Linked DNA regions of Homo sapiens: region 1 is linked to region 2. A link is a loop called in an ENCODE intact Hi-C map of the cell type or tissue named here. Cell type or tissue: gastrocnemius medialis. All regions are shown on one strand. Links, peaks and the distances in the headings refer to the core of each region. The heading gives the core; the rest is flanking DNA.

Region 1 (5,000 bases), core at 1-5,000, 71 kb after region 2:
GTTGTGGGTCCTGGTTGGCAGCATTCAGCCTGGAGATAAAGTTATTAATGGCTGTTTATAAGAAAGACAAATTGGAGCAGGGTTTGGAGCAAGAGACCAGAAGCCAGTCCATCACCTGCTCCCTCGGTGACCTCGCGTCACCTCTTCATGCTTCAGTTTCTCCATCTGTTGGTGGAAAGAATGATACATGATACCTTGCTCTCAGACTGTCAGGAACATCTTTGGAAAGCACTAGGAGATGCTGGAAGAGGCCCGAAAACCTTCATAGTTGCGTTTATGTGGTAAAATAAAACTTCATCTGATGGTTTATAAATTACAGAAAATATGATTTTTTTCTCTCAAAATAAGAAGATGAAAAAGTACTTATATTTCTTCATTCATTGGTCGACAGTATTTCATTAAATCCACTTCCATGGCTGGACCTAATGATTCATTTAAATATAAACAGATAACCTGTAGAAGGTGCACAAGTAGATGCTATTATTACCAATAGTTAACTTTACTACTGCAAAATGCATTTCTACACTACTTTTAACGTTTTTAGCATGCTTCCTCTCTCCCCCTCACTCCACAGTCACAGACACACACGCTTCCCCATGGTAGAATGGCAGAGAAATGGTATAATCTCCTCTATTTTACAAATGAGAAAACCTAAACTAGAAGAAGTCAGTAAACTGCCAACTCCATGCAGGTAATTACAGACAGAGTTAGAATAATCTAAGCCTTGAAACCCAGCGCTTATCCTTCCCAACTTCATTTTTTATAACCCTGAAGACTGGCTTTTTTTTCTCTTTCTGTTTTTGTACATCTTTTTTTTTTTCCCCTCCACTTACTGATCTCACAGGGCTACAGGTGCCTTCTCCATATTCCTTCTCTAGGAAGGCTTCTAAAGCAACTCTCATCTCTGAGGTTCTCAAGTAAAGTTTGCAGGAAAGTGAGAACTCAGGCATGACTGTTTGCTTGTTAAGCTTGCTCCTCCTTGTAAGCCCGAAGAAAAACCTGCCGAAAATCATATTACTGCGTCACTGGGCCCTCCAGACTGCTCTAAGTGGAGGATCCAGTCATGCTGCACAAGTCATCTGCAGGCTGAAATAGCTGCGTCGTGATGCTATTACGGACATGAGCTTGTATGAGCTTCTAAAGTGTAGCCAGGCTTAAGAATCAGAAGAGAAAGCATGGGTTGAACACCAAAAGAGCACCTTAAACTGATACTTTTTTCCTGTCGGAAATTAAATTGTAAAGCTTATTAGAAACTGATGAAGAGACACAGAAAAGCTATAGCTGATAATGTACCAACCCCATTGTTCACACATATCCAACAACGACTTAATTCTCTGCATCCCATTTGCCAAACCTGTCTGCTATTATTCCTTCCCAGCAAGTGCCCCCGAGTACCTGCCCAGTACCACTCAGCCAGAAAAGTTTCCCGAGATTTTTTAATACTGAAACAAAGAGGTCTGCAAATGGGAAACCCAATATAATAGACAGCTGGCTGCTGCTGGCCATGGCATGACTGCCCAAGCTCAGACAGAAAGAACGAATCTTCTCGAAGATGTTCCTGTCTGCCCCACTTGAGCCACTACTGCCAGGGCAGGCATCCCTGGGAAATTGCCCTGTAAAATGAGCAGCTCCTTTTCAACAGCAGACTCCCAGCTGCTTCCCACCTCGGAGGCTGCTATTGGGCATGACAGGGCAGTCCTCCTGGCCTGGCTGGCGCTCAGTGGGACTATTAGGAGCCTGGGCTGGGAGGCACAGGTGGGTGGGGGCAATGCGGCAGCCCCAGGTGGCACACCTGCCCCTTGCAGGGCCCTCTCCAGCTTTAGATTGACGGGGCTGGTGATTCTAGGGTTGGGTGCCCTTTCCAAGTGTATTGATCTCCCCTCCTCTTCCCAAATTGCGCCATGCACCTTCACCCACGCTAAAGCCCTGCCTGGAAACAGAACGCTGTGGCCAGCCCTTCCCCCAAGAGCCAGAAGGGCCAGCTCTGGCCCACAGCCAGGCTCTAAAGAAACAGCATAGGGCAGAGAGAGGCGGTGGGTGGGGCCAAGAGCCTTGTGTTACACATTCAAAGCCTAATTTTGGATCAGAGTCATCCTTGTAGCCAAGCCTGAAAGATCACTGAGGCCCCAAAATGAACCCGCAGCTCTGAGGCGGGGCCTGGACGAACCCTCAGCTCTCTTGCCCACATGCTGCTCTCCTTAGGGAAGTTAAGTTAGGCTTGTTTGGATTTTCACTGGTATTTTTTTAAGCAACATCAGTTGTCTTTTAGCCTCATGCTAGCCGAGGGCAGTTCACGTTTCCTACCCCTATCTCTCTGTACACATTCACAAAATGCCTCAGCTGAGAGGCTGACCAGAAGCCAGGGCTCCTAGTGCTACTGCCTAAGACACGCCATTCTGCTGGTGGTCACACCAGTCAGACAATAGGCCAGTCGGATGAAGGCAGCTGCAGGTGAAAGCAGGCACCTTCCCATTAACAATAGAACCAGCTCTCTCTGACTGACATGCAAGAGTCTCTTGCGAGAGGAGAAACCGGACCAGAACCAGCGCTGGCCTCTGGAAGCCACAGGAGAGAGAGAAGGGCTGCTCCCTCTTCTTACAAGGGTGTGGGCACTTCCTTCAGAGAATTTGTTGCTGCCAAGATCAGGCTGTTGCCTCCCAGGAACTCGAGGTATCGGGATGCTTGTTTGCAGAGCTGGCCAGCCAGCAGCCCAGAGCAGCTGGTTGTAATTATGCGTTGCAGCTTCAGAGGAAGTTGCTGGCTGCGGAGCGTGTGCTGGGCCTGGCTGCACATTGGCTGCTGGGCTTAAGGGAACAATGGAGATAGAAACCAGTGGCAGCAGGGGAAGGGGAGGAGCGGGACGAGGGTGAAGACAGGCAGAAAGAAAGGGCAAGAGCTGCTCCCAGCGCTGAATATGGAAAAACCCACATCTGCACTCCAAGGATCCGTCTCTTGTTCCCAGACTTAAAACAAAGTGCATGCCCCTCTGTGAACAGCCCCCTGACTTTTCTTTTTAAGCTGTACCTGCTGCACACTGTATTTAGAGAAGTGTGCCTGGGTGACATATTGAATAGCACTCCTCAGCCTGTTTAATCTAAATTGACTGCATCTTTGTAGCAGCTGGCCACAGGGAAAAACAAAAGAATTCATGATGAAAAAGGCAAATCTCTCTTGACGAGAAAGTACCTCAGCAGTGGTAGCAGCAGTTAAACATTTCAGTACCTTGCTAAATGCTGTGCCCAGATGCGTACATCAGGAGGAAAAGAAAAAAAAAAAACTTTATAGAAGTGAAATGTGGGTTAATTAACAAGTTTTTTTTTTCCTGGATGGAGAAAAACTTATTAATGTCTGGTTCTTTATACTTTCCAAGATTTCTTCAGTGTTTCCTAATTAGAACGTAGCAGGAAAACGAACAGAGGGAAACCGGTGAGTTGTTGGGGGTCAGAGGGCTTTCTTCCTGCTGCCTGTGTTTGGAGCCCCCGCCCCACCAACTTCAAACCAGCAAGGATCTTCTATCACATATTTATGGACAGTCACATCTACTTAGTCTTTCTGTGGTTCCTTCCTCCTTCAGCCGGGAGCTTGCTCATAGCATTCACACAGCTCAGAGTTCCCAAAAAGTATGCAGAATCCCGTGTTTCTGCCAGCTCAGGGAATATGTTGAAGGCCCCAAATCAGACAGTGCACAGGCCTGAGAGTCCTGTGGCCTCTTGGTGACCCCTCTCTACTCGTACAACTCCTGATTTATGTTGTTTTAAAAGGGCGGGTGTCCTACCTGTTATTGGGCACCCTTGATGTATAAAACTGACAGCCACGCACAATGACACATTATTGGCTTGGGTTGGTAAATGAGGAGGCAATTTCATTACCTTTTCCTCTTATCCATTGCCTAGCACAAGATTACTTGAAATGCTATCAATCAGTAGGGATGAATGCAGGGAAGTGCCCAGCTTGTGTGTGGGCATGGCAGCCTTGTGCCCTAATGATTACAGAAAATAAATGATGACGCTACTGTCTTTAGGACTGATTGCAGGATCTCCTTATTGCCTGAGTGAAGAGATTATGGTGACAGGTCAAAAGGATTTTTCCAGTAAGTTCTGAGTAGGTACTATTTTTTCTTCTTTTTCCTTCCTTCTCTTTCCTCCCACTTTGGTCCTAGTTTTTTGAGGTTTTTTTGTTTTTGTTTTTTTGAGAGGGTCTCACTCTGTTGCACATGTTGACCATGCAGTGGCATGGTCATAGCTACTACAGCCTTGAACTCCCGGGCTCAAGACATCCTCCCATTTCAGCCTTCCAAGCACGTAGGACTACAGGCACATGCCACCATGCCTAGTTAATTTTTAAATAAACATGTGGTCTCACTTGTTGCCCAGGCTGGCCCTAGCTTTTCTAAACACACATGTACACGTACACATACACGGTTAGTTTTCTAGAGCTGGGCTGTTCAATATAGTAGCCACTTATGGGAATTTAAATGAATTAAAATTAAATAAAATGTAAAACTCAGTCTTACAGTCACACTAGCCATATTTCAACTGCTCAGTAGCCACTGGTGGCAGTGGCTCCCATATTGGACAGCACAAAATTAGAGACTACTTCCATCATTGCAAAGTTCTACTAGGCAGCCCAACCAAGAGCATCTATTTGCTCTTCTATCTCAGGACTCCTGTTCCTTTTAGAATCCTTTACCTATAATTTCTTTAAAGGTGAAACTTTTTTTTAAAATCACAACTTAAAACTAATTAGCTTCCTCCCAGCAACTAAGGGAAAGCTGTCCAGCTACTCTGCTGATAGATCTTCTAGAAGAGTTAGTTTGGCAGGGTGTGGCAGAGTAGACACTGAAAGGACATAAAGTCAGCTAAACTAGTTTCAGGCTGTCTGACCCTAACCTATTTCTTTAGATAATTTTCCTAGATAATTCTTAATAATAGCTAGAAGGAGCCACTCTGAAGCTAAGTGGTGTGTCAAGAAAGATACCGGGGTATCTCCATAAAAATTTG
Region 2 (6,827 bases), core at 918-5,917:
TATGTAATCACATATGTAAATCTTGGCCTCCTTGTACTTTCAGTGCCCCCAGTTCAAATGCAAAGGGTATTTTTAGTTCCTGTTTTTCCTTTTTATCAAGCTTGATCAGTGAACGAGAAAGTCTTATCAATCATCTACTTGTTGGAAAGCATAGAGCTTTTGAACCACACAGCTCATTTCAAAATTAGAAATGCCTCCACTGAGGGGCCCATGTCAAGACCTTCCAGAGGCAGTTGTCACTAGATCTTAGGTCTGACATGTGTCTTTGGGTAAAAGCAGCTAAGAAATGTTTCTGGAGATGGTATGGGTGGAGAAAGCAATAGAAGTCGTATTTCTAATTTTTAACAAGTAAATCCCAATTCATATTTGCCAGAAAGCAATATAACTATTTCTCGCTAAAAGTGTTTGTTCTAAAATGTTTGCAAAACAAAATTATTTTTAAAGTACGGCATACTTTCCCATTGACACATTCTAAAGATGCATCCTCAAGGAAAATTTTTAGGTGGCAGAAAAATATTTTCTTACTATTCATAATAATCACTGACATTTACTGAGGGCTAACTACTTGCCAGGCATTGTTCAAAGATCTTTACACAATTCTTTCATTTTATTTCTCACAATGATCCTACTAGGTATTATCTCAATTTCCCAGGTAAGAAATGTAAGACCAAAAGAGTTTAAGTAAGCAGCCCAAAGTCTTATGGTTGGGGTAAAGAAAAGATTAACTCAAGCAGTCTGACCCCAAGGCACCCCTGTTCCCCACACCACTGTGCTGATATCAACACACATCCAGGCTTACCAGGAGGAAGAGGGCATGTTCCTGGTCTGCCAAGCACTGAGATAAAAATACACTGTAAGTTGGATCATGGGGTGTGGGGTCCTCATCTCCACCCTTGATAACATCCTAAGAATTCATCTAGGATGAATTCTGTTTTTCTTGGCTTTAAACTCATTCATTGTAGATGACTGGATAATGCTAATTGCATGACATAGATTCACTCAACATAAGGGGTTATGAGTTAATGTACTCCCTCCCTAGGGGTATTTACAGCATTGGTAGTTGAATATTAGTTTATGTTAATTGAATGAAGATACTACAGTTTCACAAGTGCTACTGAGAAACAATTGGAGAAATCAGACAAGTGAAGGTTAAAAAAAATCTTTTTTTATTATTTTTAAGAGATAGGGGTCTGTTGCCCAGGCTAGAGTGTAGTGGCACAATCATAGCTCACTGCAGCCTTGAGCTCCTGGGCTCAAGTGGTCCTCCCACTTCAGCCTCCCAAGTAGTTAGTAGTTAGGACTGCAGGTGTGCACTACCATGCCTGGCTAAAAACCTGTTTTATTAAGGATAAGTTAGATTGAGGAGTAGGAGTTAACTGTGGCACAGGCAGACTCTCTAATGTTTTTCCCTAGGTCTAACACTTGGTACATCTCACTCAAGGAAGGGTTGGCTCCTCAGAGCACACACACAGAGCAAAACAGCTGCATCATCTGCATCTGCTATGTCTCTACACTGGAACAAAGTGAGAGCTAGGATTTGAGACCTGGCCCTGGAAGCAGAGCTGGCTCCTAACCCCATCATGACTGCCACCCACAAGACAGGAGGTGGGCAAAACACACCCACCCTCGGGGGGAGATCCGAAGAAGAAGGGACAGGAAGAGCAGAGTTTCCCATGAGCCTGGAGAAACTCCCCACTTCACCAGGCAGCTAAATCATGACTAGTCCCTCAGGGAAAAGTGAACAGGGCTGAGAGGGGCTAAAGCTACTTTTCCCAATGCTTTCAAAAGAATGAAAACTCCTATCATATTGTCCAAAGCAGGAATGCACGAGGGAGAAGGAAGGTTCCCAACAATGCAAGAAATTATGTCAAATGCTCTATGCCTACTGGTTGCTGCTTTACAGACACATTGCACATAGAGCGAAAGTTCCTGAAGGGTTTATTGTTCTTCAGAATTTATTTAAGATTTGACCAGAACCTTGTAAAAAAGGATATACCAATCCCACTGGCAACAGGCAGCTGGTAATGCACCCATAACGTCCTAAGAAGAGTGCTATCCAGGAGAGAAACTTGTGACTTCCCCCGGATGAGAAGCAGCAGAAGCCTATTTGAAATAAGGAAGCATCATCTTTAAAGAGCCTTTAATTAATATTGTATCACTTCCAGCCCTGTAGGAATTCAACAATGGAGCAACCCAACCAAGTACAACTGGTTGAAGATCAATCAGATTTGGATTTTCATGTGACAAAGATTTTTTTAAAATATAAAGCATAAGAATTTACAATAATCTCCTTCACCATATTTTAGGGAAGATTATTGTTTCAGTGGCTCAGTTCCTATGCCTTTGGATGCCTTTGGTGTGCTGGTCAGAGAAATGGGTAGAAAAGATAAAGTATGGGGAGAAAGTAAAGAGAGGTTTACTTGATCTACATGGGAAAGGGCATAGAGCCACCTAAGGAGGCAATGAAAACATTTAGAACTTGGCAAGGATAGCAAGACAGAGGGAAGGAGGGAGTGTCAAGAGAGGCAACCTAGGCTGGAGATTTTGAAAGAGAGAAGAGAAATTTCAGTAGCTGCCATGAGCTGTGGGGTTTGGGGGAGACAGGAATGGAAAAGTGGATTTGTTGCAAGTTTGAATAGGCACTTCAGAGTAACTCTCTTTTACTCCTGTTCAAGGAAAGCTTCAATATATTAATCATTCTTCAAGAATTTGGAATGGTATTTGTTTTTCTCTTGCATATGTTATCATGAGGTAATAGGCTTTAAGGAATGGCAAAGAAGCCCAGATTTATTTGGATATATCTATTTGAATCTTTCTAGAGTGAGTTATTCTGTGGGTACTGTGCTTGTCCACAAAGTATAAAGTGGTGATTGTAAAAGGATGTGCCTGGGAGGTGGCCAGAGTACAGGATGTGACAATGCCTCAGCAACAGAGTGGTGACAAGGCTATGTTAGAAGGGGGCCCAGCAGAAGCCAGAGACCTGAGTGCAGCCACTTCTCCAGCACACTTCCCATCACCTATCAGTGACTCCTCTGACAGAGACTCATGGTTGGTCTTCAGCACATTGTCTTTGGGTCTTCCATTCTGCAGGATGTTTGCCAGAGAATGGCCAGCTGTGAGGTGAGGCTCCACCTGCTGGGCACAGGGTCATGGAAAGTCACTGCTCTAGAATTAAAAGTGCATCACTTCAGGATCAGCACTGGTGCTGCGTGACTCTTCACCTACTTGGCCTCAGTTTCTTCACCTGTAAAACAGCTGTCTTGGGAAGATGGTATCAATGATCCCTTTCAGCTCTTATGCTCAATGATACCTTTCCAGATACTCATTCCTTACTGTAGCTATTGCTCCCACTTTGTCTTACCCCAGGGCCCTGGCCATCTCCAACTCTTCACCCAGATGTTTATTCTACTCACATCATGGCCCTCCCAGTTAGACCTAACTGGGCGTGAGCAAAAACACTGGGGCTGTGGCTAGAGTGCCAAAGCTGCCTGCTCCTGAACTGTAAGCTCTAGACTGGCTGGGGGAAAAAAGAGGGCATCTCATCAGTGACCCAGGCACTCTGGGAACCATGTTCTGCATGCCCCTTCTCCACACACACAGAACAAGACAGTAGAGCCTGTCTCTGGAGCTCAGACAGCTTGCATAGCAGGAGGAAGCAGCTTTGCTTTTCTCCAGACACTTCTCAGAGCCACTGAAACAGCAACTGGATAAATATAGGAGGATGACGCATCAACTCTCAGTGAATGTGAGTGCATGAGCGTGCGTGCACAGACAAGCCGGCAAGCTGCAGGCTGCCACGTGGCTCTCAACCTCCAAGAATCGACACACGGGCTCCCAGAGCCAGAAAATCTTAGCAAAACTTGGTGTCATCAAAGAATCTTGGCAGGAGGGTGATCTGAGGCCATGAGCGCAGTCATGTCCTTGGCTCCTTGGAGCATTCACGGAGGTCATCCTCTGCTCGGCCCTGGCTATATATAGTCCTGCTTTCTCCAGTGTGCATACAGTCTTTCTGAATGAAACACCAGAAATCCTCCCAGGCTCTGTGAAAGCATCAACTGAGTGGCATTTGAAGGTCCTAGAAAATGAGTGGAGGAAACAGAGCAGGTGTTTTGCTCATTGTGAAAGGCAAACGCTGACTTGGAAGGTTTTGAGGTAGGGAATATGGGCCAATCTCAGCACTGCCAATTTTTAATTACTAGCACAATTAGCAGCCTGGCCTAACAACAAGCCTATTTTGTAAAGCTCTGTTTAAGAACCAGCAAATTGTGGCAATAGCACTAAACAGATGAATAGCACATTCATCATATCCCACTCTCTGAAAGCAATGATCTGCCTGCACAGTCCTGAACTTATCACAGCCTCTACCACCAGCAAATACCTGACATCCTCTTCTTAGCCCTGACTAAATTGGCATAAGAGTAAGAATCATGTCTCCATAAAGGCCGTCTTCCTGTGGTTGATCAATCACATTAAGTGAACTATATTAAATCAATGCAATATACATCAACATTAGCTTCTTGGGATAAAATAAAATAGAATCTCCCTGTCCTCTTATTATCATCTCTTGTCATGACCACTATTTGAAATAATTTTGAAATATTTAATGTAAAGGCATACAATCCCTAATGATTGTGAAATAGCATCTCCTTGGAGATAGGATTTCTGTGAGAGACCCAGTATCCATGAGTGTCCATCCGGCCTTGATAGAACTCATATGTGGTTGAATCTGCTACTTAGATCAAACCTAAGAAACTCAGACAGGCCAAGATTGCTCCTCTGGGATGTGCAAGATCCCTGAGGAACAAGAGGGGCTCATAAACAACAATAGAGGATCTTTGTAAGGAAAGGGAAGCTGTAGACTTTTGTAGACCATAAGACTTCATCTCTAGGACTGAGTTAGAGAAGCAGAAACCATAGACTTTGATAAGCACCTCCTGAACTTTAACTGAGCCCCTAGCTCTTGTATTCTTGGGTCAAGACAAGTGATTGCTGATTCTTCACTGAGCTAAACTTTAGGCAATCATAGTGGAAGGAACCTCAGACTGCTCAAAGAAGATCTGGGTAACTCCCTACCTGCAGAACAACACTGATTTTAGCAGAGTATGCTCTACCAGAAGATCAGCAGAGGACTGAGTAGTGTTAATTGCAGAGTTACTGTATTAGGCTGCTGTAATAAAATACCTTAGACTGAGTAATTATAGGCAACAGAAATGTATAAGCAACAGTTCTGGAAGCTGGGAAGTCCAAGATCAAGACACCAGCAGATTTGATGTCTGGTGAGGGTCTGCTTCATAGATGGCCCCTTCTTGCTGCATCCTTGTTTGGTGGAAAAGATGAACAACGTCCCTTGGGCCTCTTGTATAAGAGCACAGACCCCATTAATCACCTCCCAAGGCCCCATCTCTTAATTGCACCATGTTGGGGACTAGGTTTCAACATATGTATTTGGGAGGACACAGACATTCAGACCACAGCAGTCACTAAGAAGAACTTGCTCCCAAATATTGCCTCACTTCATGCCTAATTCCACTATTATAAATCTATTTACTGGAGACAATCATTGCTTCTCTTTGAGAATCATCTACAAATACTGTGCAAGGGAATGTCGATCATTCCCCACCTTCTCCTACCTACAACATACTTCCTAGGGGTCCTGACCAGCTGGCTTCCACTTAAGTTAGGCCAGAGGGAAATCCTAGCAGGAATTAGAGGGCAGGGGAAAGAAAGAAGTGGTAGTATTCCAGCCCCTCTGTCTCTCTGTTTGGGGATGTCTCTGGCAGTGTCCACATTTCCCCTGTGGTCACACCAGGCCTCCAGTGTTGTCTGGGTGGTCCAGGCACATCTCCTTGATACCTCTAGTTCTTGCCATTGCTAATCTTTGCCTCTACATCTCCTGTTTGCTCTTCAGCTCTCACAACCCATTTGTAGCTGATTCCCCTATTCATTTTCTTTATTGAACTACCTGACTTGGGCTGTTTTCTTGTCTATATCCTAACTTACTCAGAGGGGTACTGATATGGTTTGACTGTGTTGCCACCCAAATCTCATCTTGAACTGTAGCTCCCCTAATTCCCACTTGTCGTGGGAAAGACCCGATGAGAGGTAATTGAATCAAGGGGTGGGTCTTTCCTGTGCTGTTCTCATGATAGTGAACACGTCTCACGAGATCTGATGGTTTTATAAAGGGGAGTTCCCCTACACAAGCTCTCTTGCCTGCCACCATGAAAGACGTGACTATGATCCTCATTCACCTTCCGCCACCATTGTGAGACCTCCCCAGCCATGTGGAACTGTGAGTCAATTAAACCTTTTTCCTTTATAAACTACCCAGCCTTAGGTATGTCTTTATTAGTAGCATGAGTACAGACTAATACAGTTAGCATATAGATGTGTTATAAGTGAGCTTAATTATTATTTTTTCTCTCCAAGACCCTATAGTAGAAGGGAAGTCCCAGGAAGCTCAAGAAAGAAGGATTTAAAAAGGGAGAAAAGGTGAATTTTCCCCAGGTCTTCTCTACCTATGAAAGGTCCCCCTGACTCTAGCGTTGTGTGGGAAAGCCATAAAGAAGCAGCTCCCTTCCACAATGCTGACTTGTTACTCTCTGGCTTTACATCATGGAATCTTTGCCCCAGCTGAAATCTGTTTGCTGGCATCCGTGATTCGTGAGCTCCCAATTGCAGACTTTTGCATACCCATCTCCTCCCCTATGACCACCTCTCCCCTACCTTCCTCTCTGTCTATATAGCTATATGGCTCTTCCTCCTTGACAAACCAACTTAAAGCCTAAAATCTGAGCACTGTTATTGTTATACAGCCTGTCAGCAAG

The links. A loop is a pair of places that touch in the nucleus more often than their neighbours do. Peaks named below come from ENCODE experiments on the same cell type or tissue, not always from the same donor. Only the 100,000 strongest peaks of a DNase experiment are listed, where the experiment ranks them.
Region 1: a loop joins it to region 2, with 8 times the contacts of the local background. A loop is called at or near these places in 1 of 110 quality-filtered maps.

What each region holds. Positions count from the first base shown.
Region 1 is chr4:140,235,565-140,240,564 of GRCh38, reverse strand. LOC124900784 (a long non-coding RNA gene) reads right to left here and starts at 963. Exons shown (of 2, transcript XR_007058280.1): 1 at 834-963; 2 at 1-453. In gastrocnemius medialis, for the core only: no CTCF peak of the experiment used is centred there; DNase peaks (open chromatin) are centred at 134, 1,664, 2,024 and 2,724; H3K4me3 peaks cover 1,289 bases; H3K27ac peaks cover 2,409 bases.
Region 2 is chr4:140,305,583-140,312,409 of GRCh38, reverse strand. All of the region lies in intron 2 of SCOC-AS1 (SCOC antisense RNA 1), which reads left to right. It also overlaps a transcript of SCOC not described here. Among named protein-coding and RNA genes, the nearest start is that of SCOC-AS1, 64 kb to the left of the region's middle. In gastrocnemius medialis, for the core only: a CTCF peak has its summit at 3,167 (motif pointing left); DNase peaks (open chromatin) are centred at 3,019 and 3,799; H3K4me3 peaks cover 847 bases; H3K27ac peaks cover 2,231 bases.